Linked DNA regions of Mus musculus: region 2 is linked to region 1. A link is a loop called in an ENCODE intact Hi-C map of the cell type or tissue named here. Cell type or tissue: heart. All regions are shown on one strand. Links, peaks and the distances in the headings refer to the core of each region. The heading gives the core; the rest is flanking DNA.

Evidence for each region. Hi-C counts contacts between places; a loop is a spot of excess contacts. Peaks named below come from ENCODE experiments on the same cell type or tissue, not always from the same donor. Only the 100,000 strongest peaks of a DNase experiment are listed, where the experiment ranks them.
Region 2: it touches region 1 in a loop (5-fold over the local background); 1 of 42 quality-filtered maps calls a loop at or near these places.

Annotation. Positions count from the first base shown.
Region 1 is chr17:70,999,047-71,004,416 of GRCm38, forward strand. Myl12a (myosin, light chain 12A, regulatory, non-sarcomeric) reads right to left here and starts at 3,487. Exons shown (of 4, transcript NM_026064.2): 1 at 3,062-3,487. It also overlaps a transcript of Myom1 not described here. In heart, for the core only: CTCF peaks have their summits at 3,227 and 4,311; a DNase peak (open chromatin) is centred at 3,585; H3K4me3 peaks cover 4,555 bases; H3K27ac peaks cover 4,905 bases.
Region 2 is chr17:69,379,578-69,384,947 of GRCm38, forward strand. It overlaps Gm49894, which reads right to left and starts at 4,604. Exons shown (of 3, transcript XM_030250167.1): 1 at 4,523-4,604; 2 at 3,599-4,434; 3 at 1,166-2,721. The coding sequence starts at 4,604. The coding sequence ends at 2,674. Zbtb14 (zinc finger and BTB domain containing 14) reads left to right here and starts at 4,227. Exons shown (of 3, transcript NM_009547.3): 1 at 4,227-4,648. In heart, for the core only: a CTCF peak has its summit at 3,089; DNase peaks (open chromatin) are centred at 3,344, 3,934, 4,604 and 5,024; H3K4me3 peaks cover 2,818 bases; H3K27ac peaks cover 2,642 bases.

The sequences.
Region 1 (5,370 bases), core at 226-5,225:
CTTCCTTAGTAAAATGCTTCAAATGTTAAAAGTAACATGTAATTTTTATTATTTCCTATTACCTAAAGCATGCATTTAAAAATTAGTAAACACATTATAAGCAGCGGAAAAGAGGTTTTATTCAGCATTAGCAACAGCTTCACACAGAGTGTTAGCTTATCCCATACTTAATTCAATTGTATTAGGACCGGCTAATTATATTAACTTAAGTTTAAAAGTGTTAAAGCTCGTATGTAACCTATCCACACAGCAGGAAAGGAATGCAGTACAATGATTGGTCCGACTTGGGCAATGAGCTACATACTTCCCATTCCAGAGCAGTGACTCTCAAGTTAAAACAAGGCATAAAGGTAATGAAAATGTGATGCGGGTGGTGAATGCTTTAACCCCAACACTGGGAGGCAGCTGTGGATGCACAGTGAGACGTGATCATTAAACACTTAAGAGTTCAGAATGGTTCCCTTCTTTCTAAGGCTCAGAGAGGAGACTGCAAATCCAGTCACTATCACTTGGAAGTGACATTATCACTGTTTGTAGAATCAAGATCAGATGTTTGTCGTACTTCAAGAAGCTAATTCTGTCCCAGCACTTGGGAGGCAGAGGGAGGTGGATTTCTGAGTTCGAGGCCAGCCTGGTCTACAAAGTGAGTTCCAGGACAGCCAGGGCTACACACAGAAACCCTGTCTTGAAAAAAACAAAAACAAAAAACAAAAAACAAACAAACAAACAAAGAAGCCAATTCTGTCCAAATCTGGTAATATGTATGATGCTGGGCCGCAACTCTTTCAAGATGACATTGACTCACAGGTCTGTCTCCCACACAGAAACCTGGAGCTTCACAGCCATGACACAGCCAAATACCCACCTACCCAAACAACACCAACCTACAAACGCGAGAGAAAAGAAAATATCCAAAATTTTAGTGGAGATTCGCTTTCGTACCTTTGGATACAACTTTTGCACTTCAGATGTTAAAATCTTAAAAGATCTCTAAAGATCTCTAATATATTTTATACGCCTACTGAAAGACTCTTAATAACACTCCTCTGTAGAGTCGACTGAGCCCCCTCGACAGGCAAGAGAAACTCTAATCTCTCTGTCCAAGCTCAGGTAAAGGAGCACGGTGACGTCAGAGGGAATCTTTGAGAGTGGCGCTGGTCTCTTTGCTGTAGTTCTAAAAATGTGAAGCTGTAAAATAATCCTCAAGTTAGTTTAAAAAGAGCAGAATAAAACTGCAAATATTTGTTAGGGTTTACGGCAGGATCACCTGAGAACCTCACTTTGAAGGCTTTGTGAAAGATCTTTGGTATGAGACTGGCTGGCTGGCCTTCTAGAAAACAGCAGAAAGTTTCAGATCATCAACAGAGAAGGGAGGGCAAGGGTGGTCAAGGTAGTTTCTATTCACAGATGGCAATGAGTATAACCTTGTTTTAAACCAAGACAGTGCTGTAGCCATGCATGGTGTATGGTGTGGGTTGTTTGCAGTTCTGCCTCATGTATGCTAGGTATGCACTCTGCCACTGAGCTACCCCCCCCCCCCCCAAGAATAAGCGACAGCCTCATGCTTAAGGAAGACATCAGACTGTGAAGACAGTCCTGGAGAGGCTTTCTCCACATGCCAAGGGCAACCAGATTTTACAGAATCTTTAGAAATGTAGACTTTATAGAAACGTTGGTACTTAAGTTTTGAAAACGCTAAAGCTGGTGTGATGGCTGGTAACTGGATTTATAATCCTAGCCCTGGAAGTAGGAAGACCATCTTAAGTTCCAGGCCAGCATGGACTAAAAGGAGACCCTACCCAAACTAACAAACAAATTAACAACAACAACAAAAGAGCAGACTATGAAACTTCTTAAGTAGGACTAAGCCATACAAAGATATACATGAGATTGCCTAAATTAAATAGAATCTCACGTGCCTAAACTTGTAATAGATGTAAAAGATAGAAATTCTTAACAGAACATCTAAACTAAGCATACTTAGTTAATACCTTTTAATAAAAAAGCTCTCTTAAAACTAGTAAATATATCCTTCCAAATACTCCCATTTCAAAACCTCAGGTATTTGGCCTGCTTCGAAGTCCAGATCAAATCTCTATTATTTAATCAGTGCATTTCTTACTAGATGAGATGTGGGGGAGGGGATAGACTCAGTTTTTAAAAGTTGGTATTTCAGTTTCAAGGAAAACCAAGTCTTTATTTCTTAGGCACACTTCCGGTTGACAGTCAGCTTGGATCTTCCCACAGCCACACCCAAAAAAAGTTTTGAGCACCTTTTAAAAGTCATTAGTCGCCAGGATCGACTTGTCAACTACACCTCACTTTTGAAGACAAAATACCTTTCTAATTAATCCTCATCAAAGGCCATCCAGAAAAAAAAGAAAATATCAGCAATTTTAGTGAAGATTCGCTTTCGTCACCTTTTGATACAACGTCTGCACTTCAGATGTTAAAATCTTAAAAGATCTCTAAAGATCTATAATATAGTTTATACGCCTACTGAAAGACTCTTAATAACACTCCTCTGTAGAGTCGACTTAGCCCCCTCGACAGGCAAAAGAAGCTCTAAATCTCCTCTCTGTTCAAATACCGCTTTAAAAAAGTTTTACTTAGAGGGGCGCACACTAGAGTTGTATATCTGAACAGGGTCTTGCTACTACACATAGCCGCGCAGCTGCGACGACAGTTGCCGAGGGTGGCGGTGCTATCTTACGGTTTTATCCGCACACTCCCTCCTCGATCCCGGCAAGTTTACGTTAGCAACTCAACAGAGCTCCGGAGTCAGCTCTCTGGGGCTCTCTGGTTTCGCGGGGAGGCAAGGATCCAAGGCGCGCGGCGCCGGCGAGCTAAGCAACATTTCCCAAGTTCCTAGTGTGGGAAGCAGAGCGGGGTCTGCGCCCCGGCCGCCCCCAGCTCGCTCCAGCTCTCCCCCGGCTCGCGCACACATGCCCAGGTACGCTCCCCGAGCCGCGGCTCCCGCCGGTCCCCGCCGCCCCGCGGGGACACCTTCCCGGGCCGGACCGAGCCGCCCCCGCCCCGCGCCGCGGCCAGCACCACTCACCCTGCTCAGCCGCGAGAACCGAGAGTGAGCGTCTCCGCGAAGCTCCGCCGCTGCCGCCCTCCCAGACTTTCTAACTTTCCAGACTCCGCAGTACGGCCACTTCCGGCCTCCGCTCGCGAACCGGAAGGAAGCCTAGCGGCCATGCTCCTTCGCCTCGGTGCGCCAGCCCGGACGGGAGGGGGCGCCTCGGGGAAGGTGACAGAGCGGATGGCAGGCGTGGGGCGCCGACGGGGAGTCCGGGACGCGGAGTAGGGCTTAAAGAATCCTGTGGAGGGTCTCTCGGTCTAATCACCGGCTCTTCCTCTTTCTCCCGTCTCTTTTAGAATTGTGATTCTGCGCCCTCCCCCCTGTCAGCAGATGGTTGCGCCTGGCCCGGAGCTCTCCCTCTGCCCGCATTCCAGAGCGCGGCGAGAGGCGGGGACCCCCGTCTAAGTCCTTTTAGGGCAATTGAGGAGCCGGGCCGCGGACGTCACGTGACTGGCCCTGGCCCCGCCCCCCAGAGCCCGGGGCCTCCCCTCGCCCCGCAGCTGGAGCGCGCCTGCGCAGGAAGCTAGGGTGACTCACTGTCTAGGTCAGCGCCTCTGGGTCTGGGCAGCGTGGGAGTTTTTTATGGAGTTCTTCACGCTTCCCACGCGGGAGGAAACACTGAAGTTTCAGGGCCGCCGCCGCGCTGTCTCTTTGGTCCACTTAAGAGTTCATGAATTCAATATCGATTGCCCTCTTCCCAAACGTTCTCTGGAACTTTCTACAAGAGTCCCCCTTTACCCTGATGGTGACTCCTGCTTGCTCCACCTATGTCGCTCGAGGGTGAATGATGTAATTGGAATAAAGTGCTGGACCAATTTACCCGCCGGGTCTCCTTGCGTGGAGCAGCTGCTAACAATAGTTCTTATTTAAAGGAAGAGAGATTATTACGAGCCTGGCGGGATTCGTATCCCCAAGACTGGATGTTTTCTTCAAGAAACATTCCTCCCATTAATCAGTGATATGGTTTGAAGTTAACTCAAAAGCAGAGCCGCTGAGGGGGAAAATGTCCTAATCCTACAGATGTCAGAAACAAAATTTTTCTCCCTTTGATACTTGTACAAATACAAATAACTGGGTACTTCATCTCCAGCTCCCTACACCAAGGTCTTTAAGAGTGTGTTCTTCATCTTCAGGGACTTTAAGGGGCCCAACATGACTTTTAAGGAAGACTGGGGACACAGCTGGTGGCTGGCTATGACAGTACAAACTCAGAGGTCTGAGCAGTCAGAGACCGTGGATTCTGAGGCAGTGCAGCAATGCCCTAATGCCTCTACGAGGAGGTGGCCTGTCACCCTGGAAAGCTTAGGCCTTCCTCAGCTCCCTGTCCAGAAGGAGAACACCAAAACCCCTTTTCAGGATGGGCATTATCCGTCCCACCTCAGCTGGAAAACGGGACCTTGTTGCTTCTCTAGGAGCTGCCTGATATGTCCTTGCCAAATGAATCAATAGGTTTAGACTGGTAAGTGCTGTGGGAGGAGGGGGAAGGCTCTGGCTTGCCTGTTTTAAAATGAACAGTTGCTACCTCGGGACTGGGTTGTGGGATGGAAGAGAAAGGGCGGAGATCTACAAGGAAACAAATATGAATAAGTTACAGAAGAGCAAATAAACCTACCTGGGGACTAGTGGAAGATGTCCCAGAGGGCAATTGTGCCGATTCTAGGAGTTGATAGAGGAAAGAGGAGAGAGAAGTGTGTCAGGTCCTCTGGAGGGGCAAAGAACCCAGCTCATATGAAATTGGTTTCTGTTCACCCTGTATTCATTGCCATAGATAACCATGGACATATCAAATCAAGGTGGAAAAGGAAGTCTGCATAGTGTAATGTCTGATATGAAGTTCTAATGACTACACCCACTTCTGAAGGCCTCTGACATCTACGAGCCTGTTCTTTTGTAACCTAACAGAACTCTTCATGAAACAGCAGGTGAGTCCTTTTTACTCCAAGTTTGACAGTTTGGGTTCTGCCCCATATCTTTCCTTTAGCAAGCTGTGTAACTCGGAGAGCAAGTCCCTGGGTTGACCTGAGGCCTAATTTTCTGATATCCCTCCAGCCCGCCTTACAAGGCTTTCTGGTGAAATGAGATCATTTACAATTTCAGTTATTTCTTTTGTGTATATGGATATTCAACTGCATGTACATCTACACACCAGAAGAGGGCATCAGATCCCATATATGTGGGTGCTGGGAATTGAAGCCAAAACCTCTGCAAGAACAGCCAGTACTCTTAACTGCTAAGCTACCTCTCCAGCTCCTTGCTTACTGTGGGTGGTTTGAATGCGATTG
Region 2 (5,370 bases), core at 207-5,206, 1.6 Mb before region 1:
GGTTGAGAGCCAGCCACTGCTGTATCAGTCTGTAAGTCATTCTAATAACCCCCTTCTTATATGGAGATTCATCATGTAAGTTGTTACTCCGGAGAACCCTAATACACTGGTATCTGAAATTTGGTTTCCTCCATCCCTTCTGCTAGTTCCCTCTCAGCCTACAGGTCTTAAAGGTATAATGAAGCTTCTATTGATTTCCCATCTGAATCTAGTTCCCCTGTTCCCTTTTCATGGTAGTGTATGCTTTAAAACCTTTGTGCTAAGGTCCTTGCTGGGACATTTGTTGAGTGTGTACATCTTTATCTCTGTGGTGTCGGCTCACTTTGTTCTTCATCGTATCTAGGGTTCTTGGGGCAGGAAGGTGGAAGGGTATTTATGGCACTAGGGGAGACATTTGTTTCCTTTTGTTGAGCTGTTGCCTACCCAGAGTTGGCTGGGTTCAGTTTATTTGCAATGGGTCTCATCCTCTAAGACATTTGTCATTCAAGGCAGCAGAGGAAGTGGTGACCGGATGGTTCATTTAAACACAGTCAACCAAGGGCGTGACGTACAGAACATGGGCTACTCAAAGCTTCTACTTACAAGTTGTCCAATCTCTACTACTTGTATCTATAGCCAAAACCAACAGTAGACCCCAATGGTCAATGTGAGGGAGACATCAACTCCACTCACCCATAAACCCCCTACAAAACAGGACACCTTTCAGCTGTCCCTTACGTGTCTATCTAAGCCCTGGTATCCCACAGGCCACCCTGTTATGTTCTACAATCCAGCCTCACAATTCTCAGAAACAGGTTTTGTTTCAGAGGCTGTGAGCATTCTTTGAGGAAAATAGCGTGCTCTAAATGACCCCAGCAGTTGTCTTCCACGGTAGCCATTGTTAGTAGAAGAGAAAGAACACGTCCATCGAGGGCCTTGATCCCTATTAACTACTGCACACTGTGCCCTTTATTTCTGAATTCTGGGTTGACTCTTGCTATCAGCTGGTGTCTTCTATGAGCCTCATGGGTGCGAAGGGTGTGGGACCAGGCAAGGAGTTTCCCATCCTCCTTCCCAAGAGAGTGATGCTTTTGTTAGTTCCCCTGAGTCCTGATGATAAGCAAGGACCAGCCAGGCAGAGTACAGTTGCTATGCATCTGAATTCAAGGAGTCATTGATACAAAAGGAAAAAAAAAAAAGTCAAGCACTTTATTGTTCTGATGTTTATGAACTCTGATGAACTAAATTTAAAATCCAAGGACAAACTCTCTTTCATAGGCAAGAGGACCATGTCTACACAGGAGGCAAGCAATAAATCCAGGAGGAGTGAAGCCCTTCCAGGTGTGCTCCAAGAGCAGCAGCAGGTGGTGACACTGAAGATTACTGGAAGCTGGCCGTGTTCCCACACCGTGAACTTAAGCCATTGCTCTATCACCTCAGGACATAACCTCACGACAGATGGGTATTACTAGTGCCCCGTAAGCAAAACACAGACAGGACTAAAGTGTAAACACAGAGCTGTACGAAGGAACCCGAATAACGCAAACAGGCGGAGTGTCAGGTATGAGGACCACTTCCTGCCATGATGCTAGAATCCAACACCAACAGTAGCATATCAGGGGATTAATATTTGCACTAAAAGCTTAACTGGGTGTTGGTCAGTCTTTATGACTGCCTTGATTTCTTTGTCTCCATTCCAGAAAAGAGAGTGGGGCTTAAAAGGCTGGAGAGATGACCCACAGTTAAGCACTTGCTCCTCTTCCAGGGGACCAGAGGGCCAACACCCATCTCAGGTGGCTCATGATGGTCAGGGGATCCAGGGCCTCTGGCTTCTAGGAGCATACGCATCATATGCGCTACCCCCATATACTCACCTGTGTGCGCGCGCACACACACACACACGCATAATAAAATCGTTTTAAAAAAGTAACACTAGACCAGGTTTATTCTATCTCAAGTCTTTCACCAAACCCTACTAACACAAAGGCTATTGTGTGCACCAAAAGACACGAGTAGGAGCTAAAACTTTGGCTCGGTAGTTCACAGCCCTTACTGCTCTTTCAGGGGACCCAGGTCTAGTTCCAAGAACTCATATGGTGATTAACAATCATCCTGCTCCAGTCTCAGGGGATCTGAACCCCCTTCTGACTGGCCTCCGCTGCCACCAGGCACACACGTGGTGCACACACATTCATGCAGGCAAAGCATTCATACACAGAAAATAAAAATTTGAAGGCGTGTATTTAAACACCGTGGGGGACATTAAACCAGTACTGGTTAATATTTTAGCTGAGGCTGAATATGGTGTCCTTTAGAAAATTGAGGCGACCATAGTTTTCCTTCATGTTTACTTAGGCATCCGGTACAGGCATTCTTTTACATCTTCCCAGAAGTCCATGGTCCTGCCCTAATTGCAGATGTTATTCACGTGATTTAACATAAGACTGTTGAAAGTGTGACAAAGCAGCAGAAGTGAAGTGACATTTAGGAGCACAATAGCTCAATCCAGCTGCCAGTATTGCAGGTTGAACAGAAATTTTGGGGCTAAAGGGACTTTCCAGGTCGTGGGCCTGAGGGCAGGTAAAGAGGATCAGGAAGTGCCTCACAGAGAACACAAGGTTTCAGCAGCAGCGGAGCTATAACTTACATGGATGTCCTGACATTACCAGGCTATCAGATCTCTCCATGGGAGCATCAAGTGCAACCTAGTTCTGGAAACATGATGGCTAGAGAGGGATGTACCTGGGTAAACGTAAAGGCACCAATTAGTCTGGTAGATCTAGAGCTTTGGGATTGAGCAGTTTGTCCAGGGTGACCGGAATTTCCCCTTATACTCCAAATCAAAAATGGCACTTCATTTGCTCTGCAAATGCCTGCTCCCCATAAACAATGCCTCAGTGGCACGAACCAAGCCATGAGCCTGGATATTCGGTCGAGACGGTACAGGGGAGACAGACGGTGCACCGGGACACCTGCCCAAAAGCCAGGCCGAGCTCAGCGCCCGAACCGTGCGCGCCCAGGGGCAGACATGGCCCACGCACATGCACACGCACACGCACGGGAGCGCAGGCTCCCCGCGTTCCCGACGCAGTGCCGAGGCCGGGCGCCGGCGGGAGCCCTGGAGTCGGGAGCTCCAGGAGGGGGCGGGTGCTCGAGAAAGGAGCTCGTGCATTCGCTCCCCTGGCCGGCAGAAGCCCCGCCCCGACCCCGCCCACCCCCTTCTCCCGCGCGCGGGCTCCGCGCGCCCCTTGCCGCGCGCGTGCGCGCGCGTGCGCAGGCCAGGGCTCTCCGCGGGCGGCCCCGTAGACCCAGGGAAAGCAACCACCCGTCAGGTCCCAGATTAACCCTTTCCTCGCTCGCTCACGAGGGAGGCCCCAGCCAGTTCCGTGCCTGCGCAAGCGGCGGCGCGCCTTCTCTCCCCCCCACTACCCCGGAGCCCGCACCGCGCATGCACGGGGAGGGGGGTGGTGGGGGTGTTCGCGGCGGGTTGGCTAGTGTGTGCTCGTGCAGGAGGAGGGCTGCCACCACCAGGGACGTGCACGATTCCCCCCCTACCCCACCCCCTCCCCAAACTCAGAAAAAAAAAAATTAAAAAAAAATCCAAAACACTGCCACCCACCGTGCCCCCGCGTCCATCCCGTCCCTGGCTTGCGCGCTGCCGAGCGAGGGAGCCCACAGCGACAGCGAGCGTCTGTAGCGGTGCCAAGCTGCAGGTAAGCGCGGGCCGGGTGCTGGAAGGGCCGGGGACGGGCGCGGGGACGCGGGGGCAGCCGGCGGCGGGCGCGGCCGGGGCGGCTGCGAGGAGGCGCGTTCCCGCCGAGCTCCGGGGCAGCAGCCAGCTGCAGGATGTGGCGGCGCAGCGCGGTGCGAGCGGGATCGGGGCGTGGGCCGCGGTTGGGCGTGGGGGGCCGGGCGTCCCCGGTGGCTGCGCAGGCCAGCGAGCGGGTGGGGAAGAGGCCAGGCGGCGGCCCCGCGCGCGCGCTCTCTCTCCGCGGCCGAGTTCATGGCCGCCTGGCTCTCCGCGCCGCAGTGCACCGCGGTGGGGGTGGGGACGGCCGAGCCGGGCCCGAGCGCGGCCCGCGGGGCGCCGCCCCTCGCAGCTGTGGTTTCCCCCGGAGCCGACGGGACCCCCCGCGCACGCTCCCCCGCCTGCGTCCGCCGAGCTCCGGGGAGCCGGCCGCGCGCCGCCCCCGCCCTTGGCCGCGGGAGGGCGCGGGAGGACCAGACGCGCAGGCCGCGGAGTGCGCGGGGCGCGAGCTCGGGGCTCGCGGGCGGAGCAGGGCGCGGCGCGGCGCGGGGCTGCGGAACCGGCCGCATGCCCGCTCCCGAGCTCGTCGCGCCGCCGGGGCTGCTGCGGGCCAAGGAAGAGAGCCTCGCGCCCGCGCCGCGACCTGGAGAAGTGGAGGATGGTGGAAGGGAAGGTGGCCCGTCGCTGGCGGGCACAGCTCAGGGGAGCTTTTGTTTAGGAGAGAATGCTGAGGGCTCGCTGCATCCGGCGGCTCATTGGCTGCGAAATGCGAATGTGGGCTCCCCACGCGCGGACTGCGCCCCATGTCTTTCGCGGGGCCCCGGATTCCCCACTCCCAAGTTGTGCGGTCGCAACAGGGAAGTGGTGTGGCCGCCATTGTCGCAGCTGCTCCGGAATAAGGAGGCGGCTGCGGCTGCTTATGTAAGTTTGCTTTGGGAAAGCCTGGCTCTGTGCTCGGTGAGGACGCCTTAACGCTCCCGCGATTTGGGGAGCTGCTAGCAAGGAGCTGCTTTATAGTATTATAGGTGTTGGGCTATGTCTTGTCCTACACCTACTTACACACATACTGGCAATGGTTATCTTCAGGTTTGACTCATTTGAACTTAGCAATGGGAACATCTCTATAGGGGGAAAAAAAAACCGAGCCGATTGCCCTGTGACCTCCTTTGAAAAAGAATTACACACTCACCAGAATCGAGAAGGCGTACGCACGCTGATATGTTGCCATAGCTACCATAGGGCCACTCTTCTCCCAAGTCCATGACCTCAGAAGTGCCACGGAGGGAATTTCTGCAGGGAATGCCTTCCCTTAGGCTGACTGCCGGCCCAGGGTGCATCTAGAACCCAGGAAGGCTGAGGTGAAGACTGGAGGGAGCATCCTTAGAAACTATCTTACCAGCCCTCACTCCGTGCACATGGGAAAGCCTGCTAACTCAGAGCCCTGTGATTCCTATAGTATGAACTTGTTATGGGTTCTCAGGATGTCGACCCTTTGGTGGAATCTCGGACAAAGTCATTGTGTAGGACTGTATTGTAACACGGCCACCTGCTTCTACTGCACTTGTGGGATTGGTGGTCAGTAGAGGAAATTTTTGTTCTTCAAAGCCTGTTGGGCTGCAGGATGTGGAGTTCTTTGGGTGAGA